Linked DNA regions of Homo sapiens: region 1 is linked to region 2. The links are chromatin loops, found by intact Hi-C in ENCODE. Cell type or tissue: B cell. All regions are shown on one strand. Each heading gives the region's core, and the rest is flanking DNA. Links, peaks and the distances in the headings are about the cores only.

The links. Peaks named below come from ENCODE experiments on the same cell type or tissue, not always from the same donor. Only the 100,000 strongest peaks of a DNase experiment are listed, where the experiment ranks them.
Region 1: a loop joins it to region 2, with 27 times the contacts of the local background. A loop is called at or near these places in 9 of 110 quality-filtered maps.

The regions. Positions count from the first base shown.
Region 1 is chr5:112,206,108-112,214,429 of GRCh38, forward strand. EPB41L4A (erythrocyte membrane protein band 4.1 like 4A) reads right to left here. Exons shown (of 23, transcript NM_022140.5): 13 at 3,785-3,875. Among named protein-coding and RNA genes, the nearest start is that of SNORA13, 49 kb to the left of the region's middle. In B cell, for the core only: no CTCF peak of the experiment used is centred there; a DNase peak (open chromatin) is centred at 4,504.
Region 2 is chr5:112,525,871-112,534,192 of GRCh38, forward strand. LOC124901043 (a long non-coding RNA gene) reads left to right here. Exons shown (of 2, transcript XR_007058901.1): 2 at 1,496-4,542. Among named protein-coding and RNA genes, the nearest start is that of LINC02200, 98 kb to the right of the region's middle. In B cell, for the core only: CTCF peaks have their summits at 3,869 and 4,073; DNase peaks (open chromatin) are centred at 3,831, 6,671 and 6,781; H3K4me3 peaks cover 1,858 bases; H3K27ac peaks cover 7,079 bases.

The sequences.
Region 1 (8,322 bases), core at 185-8,184, 320 kb before region 2:
AATTGTTTTAGAAACCCCTGGGGAGACATGGAGGAAGGGACTAATCAGAAGCCTCCAGGCACCAGTGGGGAGGGGTGTGTCACCTCTCACATCCTCAGGAGTCTTAGCTTAAGATAAAGATAGAGCTATTTAACTCCAAATCCACTTTTAACCCTGGCTTTTTGAGGAATCCTCTGTATAACTGTCCTAGGATAGGGTCATAGAGGAGTACTTTGTAACAGCCAACAAAGAGGAGAGAGGAAAGATGACGAGGTATTAAAAAAAAAAAAAGACTTGCACCCTAGTATACTATCCATGATGGAATTAAAGTAAGCCTATAAAATTTTGTATCTGACAGAGGCATATAACCCATAGTATTAGTAGATGGCAGCTTAGTTTATTATTTTTATAAAGGCTAAAAACCTCTACAGATTCAATTCCCAAAGTAAAAGCTTACCTTTTGAAATGATGAAAATTAACAAATATGGCAGATATTTAATACGATAGTAGAAAGTGTATGGGATCAATAAATCAGAAAAAGCAAAGAGAAGGGAGAAGGGAGACTGGAAAAGAAATAGGGAGATAAAAGAGGAACTGAGAGAGTATACAAAAGTTAAAGAATAATAAAATCCTGGGTGACAAGTTAATTGCATTCACACCCTAAGGTATTTCTCATCTGAAGCTTGAGAGGAAAACTTTGGTGGTGCTTCAAGTACCAGTATCATCACAGGAATGTGGTTGCAAAGGGGATTGAAAAATATTGTTAAAATGGCCATACAGCCCAAAGCAATATACAGATGCAATGCTATTCCTATCAAACTACCAACATCATTTTTTCACAGGAAAGAACTATTCTAAAATGGACCCTCCCTCCAAAAAAGCCCAAACAGCCAAAGCAATTCTAAGCAGAAAGAACAAAGCTGGAGGCATCACACTACCTGACTTCAAACTGTACTACAAGGCTACAGTAACAAAAACAGCATGGTATGGTACAAAAACTGACAAAAAGACCAATGCAATAGGATAGAGAACCCAGAAACAAAGTCATACACCTACAACCATCTGATCTTCAACAAAAGCAACTAGAACAAGCAATGGGGAAAGGACTCCCTAAATGGTGCTGGGATGGCCAGTCATATGCAGAAGAGTGAAACTGGACCTCTTCCTTTTACTATATTCAAAAATCCACTCAAGATAGATTAAGAACTTAAATGTAAGACCTCAAACTATGAAAATACATCTTAGAAGAAAACCTAGGAAATATCATTCTGGACATCAGCCTTGGTGAAGAATTTATAACTAAGTCCCCAAAAGCAATTGCAACAAAACCAAAAATTGACAAGTGAGACTTTAAAGAGCTTCTGCACAACAAAAGAAACTATCAACAGAGTAAACAGACAATCTACAGAAAAGGAGAAAATATTCACAAACTATGTATCTGACAAAGGTCTAATATCCAGAATCTATAAGGAACTTCAACAATTCAACAAGATGAAACAAACAATGCCATTAAAAAATGGGCAAAGGACATCAACAGGCACTTTTCCAAAGAAGACATACATGCAACCAACAAATACATGAAAAAATGCTCAACATCATTAATCATTCGAAAAAAGCAAATTAAAATCACAATAAGACACCATCTCCCCAGTCAGAATACCTATTATTAAAAAGACAAAAAATAAAGATGTTGGCAAGATTGTGGAAAAAAGGGAACACTTTTACACTGTTGGGGGAAATATAAATTAGCTCAGCCATTGTGGAAAGCAGTTTGGAGATTTCTCAAAGAACTTAAAACAGAACCACCATTTGATCCAACAATTCCACTACTGGATATATACTCAAAGGGAAACAAATCATTCTACAAAAAAAGACATATGGCTGGGCGCAATGGCTCACACCTGTAATCCCAGCACTTTGGGATGCCAAGGCAGGCGGATCCCGAGGTCAAGAGATGCAGACCATCCTGGCCAACCTGGTAAAACCCCATCTCTACCAAACCTACAAAAATTAGCTGGGAGTGGTGGCACACGCCTGTAGTCCCAGCTACTTGGGAGGCTGAGGCAGGAGAATCGCTTGAACCCAGGATGCGGAGGTTGCAGTGAGTCAAGATGGTGCCACTCCACTCCATCCTGGCAACAGAGGGAGACTCCATCTCAAAAAAAAAAAAAAAAAAAGACACATACACTTACATGCTCATTGCAGCACTATTCACAATAGCAAGGACATAGAATCAGCCTAGATGACCATGAACAGTGGACTGGATAAAGCAAATATGGAACATATACACCATGGAATACTACACAGCCATAAAAAAGAATGAAACCATGTCCTTTGCGGCAACACGGACGCAACTGGAGGCTATTATCCTAAGTTAATTAACACAGAAACAGAAAACTAGATACTGCATGTTCTCACTTATAAGTGGGAACTAAACATTGAGTACACATGGACATAAAGATGGGAACAATAGACACTGGGGACCACTAGAGGAGGAGAGGGGGCAAGGGTTGAAAACTACCTATCACGTACTGTGCTCACTACCTGAGTGATGGGATCATGCATACACCAAACCTCAGTGATAAACAATTTACCCATGTGACAAACCTACTGGCACACGTACCCCTGGACCTAAAATAAAAGTTGAAAAAATAAATTTTTAAAAGGAGGATTGTACTCCTTCTGCACATTCTAAAAAAGCGTGGGATCTGAATCTCATGGAAGATTCCTGTTCTTATGCTGAACATACCACAAGCATACCCTGTACATACAGATGAAGCTGAATCTCTATCCACAGCTTGAGGGTGACTAAGGGAAATACAGTAAACTAAAGTTATGCAATGATAAAGAACTTGTCATCCTAAAAGGAGAACCAGTAAATGTCTTAGAACCAAACAAAACATAGGCAAATCCCTGCGTAAAATATTAAAACTCTGAGAATCTTCAGATCTTAAAGTTATCTTGCTGAGAAATTATGAACTATACTCCTCAAAGTAGCCACAATACAGCTGAATGAAGCCACTATTATTTACCAAAAAAATATCAAGTAGATGATCTAAGAAGTCTTTGCAGGTCACATATCTCTGATTGCTGGGATTTCCCCATGATGTATGGGGGGCAACCCCTATAGAGAAAGTGAGCTCATGAAAGCTGCTCATTGTTGTTTATAATGCTGTTCCGTGAACATAATTGGAGAGAAGAAAAAATGACTCTGCAACAGTGTCTTAACAGAAAACAAGGCTTAGCTCTCAGGGAAACAATCCATGTAATATATTAAGAGAAGGCTTTTCCACTGGGGAATGCCCCCTGGGAAAGCAGATGCAGAGGACCATGACAAGTCTTCATACATATGCAATCACTGACTTCTGAGGATCTGATGCCTCTAAATGCCATAAACCCTCTTTCCAGGGCTACAGTTCAGTGCACCACTATAATGAACACAGTACATTAAACATGAATATCATCTACTTTATTTTACAAGTCCCTCTGAGTTAGTCCATTATATCATGCCATTTTCAAAATCACAAGAAATTTTTAATTTTCTGCGGAGAATGCAGACCACAGACAATCTGTGAGTTCACCTTGTGACAAAAAGAGCACTTTCTTCAAATAAGAGAGTCAGGTCCTGATGTTTTATATTTCATTGGTGTTTTAATGTATTATTTGGCCCAGAGATTTATTGGATCCCATGGATCAAAAGTATTCATTAATCATCAAAGTTAAAAGATTTTTAACCTTGTCTACAGAAAAAAAGCATTTTTACAACAGCATATAATTGTACGTTTCTTCAGTTAACTTCACTGACCTTTTTACTGGTGAAGGTGCAATAATTTTAATTGTTCCTTCATTTTCTCCATTTTCCATGTTTGCAGTTATCCTACTGATGCTGTTTGATTCTAGCAGAGGAGGAGAAGGAAAGATGGAAGAGAGAGGAAACAGTGATAAGGAAATGAAAGAAACAGAAGACTTATTTTAAAATGCAATTTTAGGGACACTGTGGCACATTTTATTGATAAATTATAACCCCAAATAAATAATGAATCACCCAATAAATTGGAGGTACTATTTTCTAACGTGTACTAAACCCTCAACATAACAATGTCCTGGGAGTCTAGGCTATTTTTTTCAGACTTTAAAACTAAGTCTCCACATCTTTAGATGTTAAAATAACATTCACTTTAGACTATTAAAATGATATTCTGAGATATTTAGTACCATATATTAGAATATAAAACATAATGATCAGGTTTTGATGACTACTTGTGAAGAAGTTTCTCAGCATATCATGACAGTCCCCATTTGAAATCAAACCAAACAAAAAACTTCAAACCTGAAAATATCCCAACTCATAATGCAGCTGTCAAAAAAAGAGTAATATACATGTGATCTGTATCACTCACATATAAAAAAAAGACATTTTCAAATGTGTTCTTCATGCAAACATTCCTAAAAATCTGAAACTGAATTTTTAAAAGTTGTTATTCCATAGATTTGCATACACGCTAGAGGAACCAGCAGAGGGAGCCCATGGCAGACACAATGTTGGAAGTCATGATCGAAATAAAGATAACTGAAGGGTCTGGGCCCATGTAGGAGGTCAGGCTTCCACTCTCAGGGCAGAGGTAGATAAGCCTGCAGAAGTGAGGTGTGTGGGCTCTGGGAACAACTCTTCTCCAGTGTGCATGTACCTCACTCAAGGAGGAGGCAGTTTAGATGATCAGGGGAAATCAGCATGCACAGATGCCCACAGGCCCTGTTCAATTAGGTCTATGTGCCATACAGGTGTGTCTTCCTCGGAGCTACTCCTGCAGGGGTAATAGTTACGGTCCTTCAATCCAATGCATAACGGTCACTAACCACCGAGAATGTCATGAAGATGAGTTTGTAACATTAATAAGCACTAATATTTATTGAGTACTTACTATGTGTCAGGTACTATTACAAGCGCTTCACATCTATTTACTCATGTATCCTCAAAATAATCCTATGAAGTAGATATCAATGTTATCTCATTTTAAAAGATTTAAAAAAAATGGGCCTTTCTCAAGGTCCCACAGCTCCTGAGTGGTGGGGCAAGCTTTGAAGATGGGCAGTCTGGCTCCACAGACTTAGCTCTGAACCACACACTACTTCCACCTGTGGCCCCACAAGCAGCTCAAGAGTCAGTCTAGATTAGGAGTCAACTGGGAGAGACAGACTCTTAAAAGGGCAAGTGGGCCAGGCGCAGTGGCTCACGCCTGTCATCCCAGCACTTTGGGAAGCCGAGGCGGGCGGATCACGAGGTCAGGAGTTCAAGACCACTCTGGCCAACAAGGCAAAACCCCATCTCTACTAAAAATATAAAAATTAGCTGGGCATGGTGGCGCATGCCTGTAATCCCAGATACTCAGGAGGCTGAGGCAGGAGAATTGCTTGAACTGGGACCCGGGAGGTGGAGGTTGTAGTGAGCTGAGATTGCGCCACTACACTCCAGCCCTGGCTACAGAGCGAGACTCCGTCTCAAAAAAAAAAAAAAAACCCACACAGCAAGTGAAAGTGATGTTCAATGAGAAGAACACTTCAGAGCAAGGCAAGAGGACAAGACAAGAGAAACACCTGAGCACCCTCAAAGTTGGCAAGTTTCCTCCAGAGCAGTTGGGAAGTATGTCTGGCTTACCCATCAGGAAAGATAAACATTAATAAATACACTTTAGACAGAGAAAACAAAGGGTGGTTTCAGATAAGAGTTCCAAAAACTGTTACTCTAAGGCATTTGACATGGGATTCCATATCTGAATTGTGTTCCTATTTTGGAATCTTGAAATGAAAAGGTGAGCCTGAAGACACCTGTGGCACAAAAGGTAAGCTCATGCTGGAGCCACTACCAATAACTGAGCAACATCCAGAAGCCAGGAATAAGAAAAGACTAATGTTAGGGTAAATTCTGCCTGGTGTGATAAATGGAACACAACCAATTAATTCCCTGGAACTACTCCACGTGCCATCAAACGTCAGCAGTGGCCAGTCACCATCTTAGTCAATTTTGCCATAACCATGTGACCATTAACAAAATCACAAGGGCAGATTCTCAAAATTGCAGGCAAAGATTTGGGATGAAGCTGCTTCTCACAGGTAGAACTCCATGTGGTACACGTCTGGGGCAGTGGCAGAAGGGACTAATTCATTTAGGTCCTAGACAGTAGGTGTGCCCTACCATTAGTTGTTTTTGTTTTTTTTTTTCTCCTGAGACAGAGTCTTGCTTTGTCGCCCATGCTGGAGTGCAGTGACATGATCTCAGCTCACTGCAACCTCTGCCTCCTCGGTTCAAGCAATTCTCCTGCCTCAGACTCCCAAGTAGCTGGGATTACAGGCGCATGACACTGAGTCCAGCTAATTTTTTTATAATTTTAGTAGAGACAGGGTTTCACCATCTTGGCCAGGCTGGTCTGGAACTCCTGACCTCAAGTGATCCACCCACCTTGGCCTCCCAAAGTGCTGGGATTACAGGTGTGAGCCACTGTGCCCAGCCCCCTAACATTAGTATTTTTAATTGTTCTTAATAACCTTTATTTAAATGTGGTGGTATTCTTAGCAGATATTACTAATATTTAATATAAATGAAAAGGAGCTTCATGTCCTAGGGCTGTTTTCCTAGGCTGGGAGAGGGGGCCACAGCAGAGAGACCAATACCCAGTGTCAATAACACCAACTGAAAAAAGCTGAGTAAAGGTGAACATCCTGTTAACCAAGGCCCTGAGTAACTAGCTTAAGAAAAGACCTAGGTTTGCTCCCACCCTCATTCTCTTTAGACTGACTACTTTTTTCTTAGTCTAACAATCAATTACTTTAGGAAAAGTGCCTAATCACCTTCACCTGTTTCCCTTCCATCCAAAAATTAACAGAGAAAAACAGAATATTTTTAAAAAGAAAAATTGCAAACTATGTTTATATATTTGCTTAAAGAAAGCAATATTTGGTTTTTCACAATGTCTGAATCATAATTTTTAAGATGAAGCATTATTTGGATGGTTTTCCAAAAGAATTTCAGGAAAAAAAAATCATGTGAGTGCTCTTTGTCACAAACACTCACAACCAGCATAGCCAAACTTTTTCAAAATAAATTGTTCTACTGTCAGGACTAATTTACTAATGTGACAGTGCTATAACTCTCATATACCCACTGTAGACGAGATAAGGTATAATCAGTAATATGACTTAATTCATGGTTCCTTTATATTCAAAATGGTAATCTACTGTTCACTGTTAACATGTACAGTTTTTTTTTTTGTTTTTTTTTTTTTAAGATAGACTCTTGCTCTGTCACCCAGGCTGGAGTGCAGTGGCACGATCTCAGCTCACTGCAACCTCTGCCTCCTGGGTTCAAGTGATTCCCTTACCTCAGCCTCATGAGTAGCTGGGATTACAGGCATGCACCACCACGCCCGGCTAATTTTTGTATTTTTAGTAGAGATGGGGTTTCACCATGTTGGACAGGCTGGTCTCAAACTCCTGGCCTCAGGTTATCTGCCCGCATCACCTCAGCCTCCCAAGGTGCTGGGATAACAGGCATGAGCCACCAAACCCAGCCAACATGTACAGTCTTTTTATATGAACTAAATATCTCTTCATCTGTACTCCCCTACTCTATAACAAATGTGAACTAGACAAGCCTGGGTTTTAAAAGCCTTATTAGGAAGACTACATGGGGAAAAACCACTTAGAAGCATTAACTTACTGGGAGCACTTCTGAAGTATCCATTCATATAATAGTCACATGCCTTCATTAGGCAATATGTTTTAGTTTTATGTCACTAAATATGTAATCTAAAAGCAGTAAATATACTTTCAGAATAATATATTTTAACCACTGTCCAAATTAGTAAGATTTTACCATACCACCATTTGAGATAGCTAATCAATTCAGTAAAGCTAGGTTATATGTTGGTGATTGAAATCTGCAGAGGTGAGAAATTTAGGTTATGCATTATTTAGGTTTACTGACTTTCCATTTTGTTAACATGGACCACTAAATTTTCCTTTTCCTCCCCTCATCATACCACCTTCCAGAATCCCTCCTACATCAGCTCAGACTCGGGCTACAGAGAAAAGTGACCTGACAAATCCATCCCACTAATGGGCTTATGTCTTCATGTATTATGTACCACAGAACAGTTCCATTTTGAAGATGAGTAAAAGGAAAGACCAAATATTAACTAAAATAATTAACCAATAACAAGGGAATTTCAGGCACTGTTCCAGAAAATATTTGGAGGTTAGATAAATCTTTCCCCACCACCACTGCTTTTTCATTTAAATATCAGACATAAGAAAAGGGTATAACATACATATATAAACAGCTTAACA
Region 2 (8,322 bases), core at 180-8,179:
AGGCTAAGACGGTACTGTGAGGGATTAATAGAAGGTCTAAAGAAAGGGGCTCAAAAGGCTACAAATGTAAATAAGGTTTCTAAGGTCATCCAAGGAAAAGAGGAGAGTCCAGCACAATTCTATGAAAGACTGTGTGAGGCTTACCGTATGTACACTCCCTTTGATCCAGATAGCCCTGAAAATCAGTGCACGATTTACATGGCCTTAGTTAGTCAAAGTGCAGAAGATATCAGGAGAAAATTGCAGAAACAGGTTGGGTTTGCAGGTATGAATACCTCACAGTTACTGGAAATAGCCAATCAAGTGTTTGTAAATAGAGATGCAATAAGCCACAGAGAAAGCCGTAAGGAAGGCGAATGCCAGGCCAGGTGAAATGCCAACTTACTGGCTGTGGCCATTAGGGGAATTCCCTCGAAAGGAGTGGGAAAGGGGGGTTCTGGGAAGAATATCCAGTCTAATCACCCATGCTTGCAATGTAACCAATGCACCTATTGTAAGGAAACAGGATATTGGAAAGATAAGTGTACCCAACTGAAGGAAAAGCAAGGTAATTTGGAACAAAAGACCTCAGATAAAGATGAGGGAACTCTGTTCAATCTGGCTGAAGGGCTATTGGACTGAAGGGGACCAGGCTTAAGTGCCCCCGAGGATCCCATGGTCAGGATTACAATTGGGGGCAAGGACATTAAGTTTTTGGTCGATACTGGTGCTGAACATTCAGTAGTGACCACCCCATTTGCCCCCTTATCCAAGAAAACCATTGATATAACCAGAGCAACAGGAGTTTCCACTAAGCAGGCTTTCTATCTACCATGGACCTGCTCGGTGGGTGGACAAGAAATAGTTCACCAGTTCTTGTACATGCCTGACTGTCCCTTGCCCTTGCTGGGAAGAGACTTGCTTAGCAAGCTGACAGCCACCATCTCCTTTACAAAACAGAGCTCTTTACAGCAAAAGTTACCCAGAACAGGAGTTATCATGGCCCTTACAGTCCCCCAGGAAGAAGAATGGAGACTTTTTTTTAACCGAGCCAGGCCAAGGGATAAAACCAGCTCTAGCTAAGCAATGGCCTTGAATATGGGCAGAGGATAATCCTCCAGGACTGGTGGTCAACCAAGCCCCTGTACTCATAGAAGTTAAGCCTGGGGCCCAACCAATTAGACAAAAGCAGTATCCAGTTCCCAGGGAAGCTCTTGAAGGAATCCAGGCTCAACTCAGGCACTTGAAAGCCTATGGAATTATAGTTCCTTGCCAGTCTCCATGGAACACTCCCCTCCTGCCTGTCCCTAAGCCAGGGACCAAGGACTACTGACCAGTACAAGACTTGCATTTGGTCAACCAAGCTACAGTGACTCTGCACCCAACAGTTCCTAACCCTTACACATTGTTAGGGCTGCTGCTGGCTGAGGATAGCTGCTTTACCTGTCTAGACTTAAAAGATGCCATCTTTAGCATCAGAATATCTCCTGAGAGCCAGAAGCTGTTTGCCTTTCAGTGGGAAGATCCGGAGTCAGGTGTCACTACTCAGTACACTTGGACCCAGCTTACCCAAGGGTTTGAGAACTCCCCTACTATCTTTGGGGAGGCCCTGGCTCGAGACCTGCAAAAGTTTCCTGCTAAAGACCTAGGCTGCATCTTGCTCCTGTACATGGATGACCTTCTGCTGGGACACTCCACGGCAGTCAGGTGCGCAAAAGGGATGGATGCCCTGCTTCAGCACCTGGAGGACTGTGGGTATAAGGTGTCCAAGAAGAAAGCTCAGATCTGCAGACAGCAGGTACGCTACCTGGGATTCACTATTCAGAAAGGGGAGTGCAGCCTGGGGTCATAAAGAAAGCAGGTCACCTGCAGCCTACCAGAACCTAAAACCAGGAGGCAAGTAAGGGAATTCCTAGGAGCTGTAGGGTTTTGCAGATTAGGGATTTCAAACTTTGCAATGCTAGCAAAACCTTTGTACAGGGTTACAAAGTGGGGCGATTGGGAGCGCTTTGAATGGGAACCTCTACAACAGCAAGCCTTTTGTAAGTTAAAGGAAAAATTTATGTCGGCCCCAGCCCTAGGACTACCAGATTTGACAAAGCCCTTTACACTCTATGTGTCAGAAAGAGAAAAAACGGCAGTTGGAGTTTTAATCCAGACTGTGGGGCCCTGGCCTACACCAGTGGCCTATCTCTCAAAACAACTAGATGGGGTTTCCAAAGGCTGGCCACCATGTCTAAGGGCCCTGGCAGCAACAGCCCTGTTAGCACAAGAAGCAGATAAACTAACCCTTGTGCAAAACCTGAATATAAAGGCCCCCCATGCTGTGGTAACTTTGATGAATACCAAAGGACATCATTGGCTACCAAATGCTAGTTTAATCAAGTACCAAAGCTTGCTATGTGAAAATCCCCGCATAACCACTGAAGTCTGTAACACCCTAAATCCCGCCACCTGCTCCCAGTATCAGAGAGCCTGGTCAAGCGTAACTGTGTAGAGGTGTTGGACTCAGTTTATTCTAGCAGACCTGACTTTTGGGACCAGCCATGGGCATCAGTAGACTGGGAGTTATACGTGGATGGGAGTAGCTTCATCAACCCATAAGGAGAAAGATGTGCAGGATATGCAGTGGTAACTTTGGATGCTGCCATTGAAGCCAAACTGTTGCCACAGGGCACTTCAGCCCAGAAGCCTGAGCTCATTGCTTTAACTCGGGCTCTAGAACTCAGTGAAGGTAAGACTAAACATCTACACTGACTCTCGATATGCTTTTCTAACCCTCCAAGTGCATGGAGCATTATATAAGGAAAAGGTCCTGTTAAACTCTGGGGGAAAGGACATAAAATATCAACAAGTAATTCTACAATTACTAGAGGCAGTGTGGAAACCTCAGAAGGCAGCAGTCATGCACTGCAGGGGACACCAGCAAGCCTCCACCTCAGTGGCCTTAGGAAACTCTTGAGCTGATTCAGAAGCTCAAAATGCAGCATCTACCCCTTACTGGGCATCAGTAGCAGCCCCCTTACTCCCTCAAACACCTGACCTGGTACCTACCTATTCTAAGGAAGAAAAAGACTTCTTCCATGCAGAAGGGGGGCAAGTAATAAAAGGAGGATGGATCAGACTGCCAGATGGGAGAGTAGCTATGGCACAATTGCTGGGAGCCACAATCATATTGGCCATGCATGAAACCACTCATCTAGGTCAAGAGTCACATGAAAAATTGTTAAGCTGCTACTTCTACATCTCATACTTGCCAGCCCTTGCCAAAGCTGTAGCACAGCAGTGCATTATTTGCCAACAGCACAATGCGAGGTAAGGCCCCACTGTTCCACCCGGCATACAAGCTTATGGAGCGGCTCCTTTTGAGGATTTTGAGGTGGATTTCACAGAAATGCCGAAATGTGGAGGTAACAAGTATTTGCTGGTTCTTGTGTGTACTTACTCTGAGTGGGTGGAGGCGTATCCAACACAAACTGAAAAGGCCTATGAGGTAACCCATGTGTTTCTCTGAGATTTTATTCCTAGGTTTGGACTGCCTTTATGAATTGGCTCAGATAATGGGCGGGCATTTGTGGCTGACTTGGTACAGAAGACAGCAAAGGCATTAGGAATCACTTGGAAGCTATGTGCCACCTACTGACCTCAGAGTTCTGGAAAAGATGGAGTGAATGAATCGGACTATCAAAAATAGTTTAGGGAAAGTATGTCAGGAAATAGGATTAAAGCAGATACAGTCTCTTCCTATGATATTGTTTAAAATTAGATGCACTCCTTCTAAGAAAACAGGACACTCCCCTTAGGAAATACCGTATCATAGGCCTCCTCCCATACTACTGGGGCTTTCAGGCACTCCCCAAGTGTCAGGTGAAATTGAATTACAGCGACAGCTACAGGCTTTAGGAAAAATTACACAAACAATCTCAACTTGGGTAAATGAGAGGTATCCCATCAGCTTACTCTCCCCAGTTCACCCGTTCTCTCCAGGTGATCGCATGTGGATCAAGGACTGGAACATAGCCCCTTTGTGGCCATGGTGGAAAGGACCTCAGACCATCATCCTGACCACCCCCAAGGCTGTAAAGGTAGAAGGAATCCCATCCTGGGTCCACCACAGCCATGTGAATCCTGCAGCCGCTGAAACCTGGGAGGCAAAACAGAGCCTGGACAACCCCTGCAAAGTGACTCTGAGGAGGATGACAAGCCCTGCTCCAGTCACACCTGGAAGCTGACTGGTCTACGCACAGCCAAAACATGAGGAGGATCATTGTGGGACTCACTTTCCTTATAATTTGGACTTGTATAGTAAAAACTTCCACTGATTTTCCTCACATGTAGGACTGCTCTCAGTGTATACATCAGGTTACCGAGGTAGCACAACAAGTTACAACAATCTTTCTGTTCTATAGTTACTATGAATGCCCAGGAAATTTAAAAGGAATATGTTTATATAACGACACTCAGTATAAGGTATGTAGCCCAGGAAATGACTGGCCAGATGTGTGTTATGACCCCTTTGAGCCTCCCATGTCCACAGTTTTTGAAATAAAATTAAGGACTGAAGACTGGTGGGGACTCATAAATGATACAAGTAAAGTATTAGCCAGAACAGAAGAAAAAGGGGTGCCCAGATGCACAATCTTGAAATTTGATACCTGTGGTGTCATTAATAGCAATAAGTTAGGAAGGGGATATAGCTCTTTTAGTTGGGAAAAAGGCTATGTGACCAAAAATAAGTACATTTGTCATGAATTAGGACTGTGTGGAAATGAATGTGGATACTGGTCTTGTGTCATTTGGGCCACTTGGATAAAAAATGAAAAGGATCCAGTCCACCTTCAGAAAGGAAAAAATGGCCCTTCCTGTACTAAGGGACAAGGTAACACCTTAGAGCTAGTAATAACCAATCCCCTTGATCCACGCTGGAGAAAAGGGGAGCATGTGACCTTAGGAATCAATGGGGCCAGACTGGATCCTCGAGTAAATTTCTTAGTTTGAGGAGAAGTTTACAAACACTCTCCTGAGCCAGTGTTTCAAACTTTCTATGATGAACTAAATGTGCCAGTACCAGAAATTCCAGGAAAAACAAGAAATTTGTTTTTGCAATTAGCCAAGCATGTAGCCCAGTCTCTCAATGTCACTTCATGTTATGTCTGTGGAGGAACTGCAGTGGGAGATCAATGGCCATGGGAAGCCTGAAAATTAGTACATACAGACCCAGCTCCTGATGAATTCCTGGCTCAAAAGAATCACTCTAATAATTTCTGAGTCCTAAAAGCCTCAATTATTGGACAATATTGCATAGCTAGAGAAGGAAAAGAATTCACTTACCCCGTAGAATGACTTAGTTGTCTGGAACAGAAACTGTATAATGGCACCACAAAGACAGTCACTTGGTGGAGTTCAAATCACACAGAGAGGAATCCACTTAGTAAATTCCCAAAGTTGCAAACCGTGTGGACCCACCCGGAGTCCCACCGGGACTGGACAGCCCCCACTGGATTATACTGGATATGTGGGCATAGAGCTTATGCCAAATTATCCGAACAGTGGGCGGGTAGTTGTGTTATTGTCACTATTAAACCATCTTTCTTTCTACTGCCCATAAAGACAGGTGAACTCCTGGGCTTCCCTGTCTATGCTTCCAGTGAAAAGAGAAGCAAAGCTATAGGAAATTGGAAAGATGATGAATGGTCCCCTGAGGGAATCATACAATATTATGGGCCTGCTACTTGGGCACAAGACAGCTCATGGGGACGCCGGACCCCCATTTACATGATGAACCAAATCATACGGTTACAAGCTGTCTTAGAAATAACCACTGATACAACCAGCAGAGCCTTGACTATTCTGGCCTGGCAAGAAACTCAGATGAGAAATGCTATCTATCAAAGTAGATTGGCTCTCGACTACTTGCTAGCAGTTGAAGGAGGGGTCTGTGGGAAATTTAACCTTACTAATTGCTGTCTACACATAGATGATCAAGGGCGAGTGGTTGAAGACATAGTTAGAGATATGACAAAACTGGCACACGTGTCCATGCAAGTGTGGCATGGATTTGATCCTGAAGCCATGTTTGGAAAATGGCTCCCAGTGCTAGGAGGATTTAAAACTCTTATAATAGGAGTTATAATAGTAATAAAAACCTGCTTACTGCTCCCTTGTTTGCTACCTGTACTTCTTCAAATGATAAAAAAGCTTCATCGCTACCTTAGCTCTCCAAAATACTCCAGCACAAGTGTACTATATGAATCACCATCGATCTGTCTTGCAAGAAGACATGGGTAGTGAGGATGAAAGTGAGAACTCCCACTATTGAGTGAGATTCTCAAATGGGGGGAATAAGGGAGGAGACCACCCCTTATATTGTCTTATGCCCAATTTCTGCCTCCAAAGAAAGAAGAAGTAAAAACTAAAAGGCAGAAATGAAATCTACAAACAGACAACCCGGTGCCACACCCTGGGCCTGGTAGTTAAAGATCGACCCCTGACCTAATCAGTTATTTGCATAAAAAAGGCACTGTGAAGATCCGTGTCCTGTTCAGTTTCTTTCTAATTACCGATGTATGCAGCCCCCAGTCATGTACCCCTGCTTGCTCAATTGATCACGACCCTCTCAAGCGGACACCCTTAGAGTTGTGAGCCCTTAAAAGGGACAGGAATTGCTCACTTGGGGAGCTCGGTTGTTGGAGACGTGAGTCTTGCTAAAGCTCTTGCCTAAATAAAGCCCTTCCTTCTTTAACTCAGTGTCTGAGGGGTTTTGACTGCAGCTTGTCCTGCTACAGTGTGGGTGTGTGTTTGGGAGAGGAAGGTCTCCCTTTCTCACTTCCACAGTTGGGGCACTCACAGTTTTGGGAGGGTCTCCTGGATCCTCTAGGAGCAGTCCACTTCCTTCGGAGGGTCTGTGGGTCTTCTTGGGATTGCTGGTTTGTTCTTGCAGTCTATCTGGAGCTAAAATTCACAATGTGAGCTGCCCTCCACTGCTTTGTCCAGAGCTGCAATCTAGTCCTGCCCCCATCCTGTCGGCCATGATCTCACACTACTTAAGATTTTAAATTAGAACTTCTGACATCAAAACACAAAAGAGACAACATTTCAAACTTGATCCACTGAAAACAGGGTAAGTTTAATTCTAAATCCAAATCCAACATTCTAAAACAAGATGTTATCCAAAAATGAAAATTAGTTGCATGACCATTTTTAAAATAACTTTACATATTGAAATAGCTTAAGATTCAGAAGAAGTGACAAAAATAGTACAGAGGTTTTCACACACCCTTCACCCACATTCACCCAACATTAATATCTTGCATAACCATGATGCATGTCAAAACCAGAGTTGCACAGCTCTTAAATCCGTCATCCACGTTGAGCATATAAAAGCATCTGGCTACTGGAAATGAAAATAAGGGATTTTTGAAGAGTGATATGTCTTCTGAAAGCTCTGCATGTGCTGTGGGTTCCTCTACCACCTCATTCGCAAAAGAATAGGATGTGAATTGCTTGTTTTTTCATCTCAACTTAGAAGAAGAAGCATCAAAGGGAATTCTCAGAGAGCTTAATGTGTATTTCCTGAAGTCTGGGGGTGGGGACACACTGCACTTGAGTGTGACTCCCCTCTGAGCACTCAAGGGTGAGAGACAGGCTGGACAGCAGCTGACTGGTAAGCCAAGGGAAAGATGGCTGGGTTGACATAGGCCTGCATACACAGAATTTGTCAGAGCAAGAGATGCATGGATTTTACATAACAGAAATGTGAACCACACACAAGAAAGCTGGCATGAGGTCATCTTATATCCTGTCCAATAGGGCTACCTAGGAGGGCAAAGTCCTCAGTAGAGAGAAGCTGATGGCATAGTCTGACTCATAGGGATTGGAGAGGGAATAAGCAACACACCGAATGAGAGGGCACCATTCACATGAACAGAGTTGCAGAGAGATCCTTGAAGATGGTGTGGAAGTGGAGAGAGGACAAGGAGTGAAATCTCCAAAGAATACATGATGGCATCTATGAAATCATTACCTTTAAACTCACGCCAGTGCCAGAGAATATTTGAAAATTGTTGTGGGTTTTTTTTAAAAAAAAAAAAAAAAAACAATCTCAAACTTACAGAAGCATGCATGTACAATACTAAAAACTTTTTCCAGAATTATTTGAAAGCAAGTTGCCAATATCATGCCTCACTGTGTGGAGTGACATCTTCCTCACCCTGTCCATGCTCTGATACCCTCCACAAGACCACCCTCCTCCTTGGGTTCCAACTCTGCACCAGGCTGCCACCCCATGTGTGACAAGGCATGAACTTTCTTCACCTTGCACAGGCTCTGGCTTCCTTAGGCAGC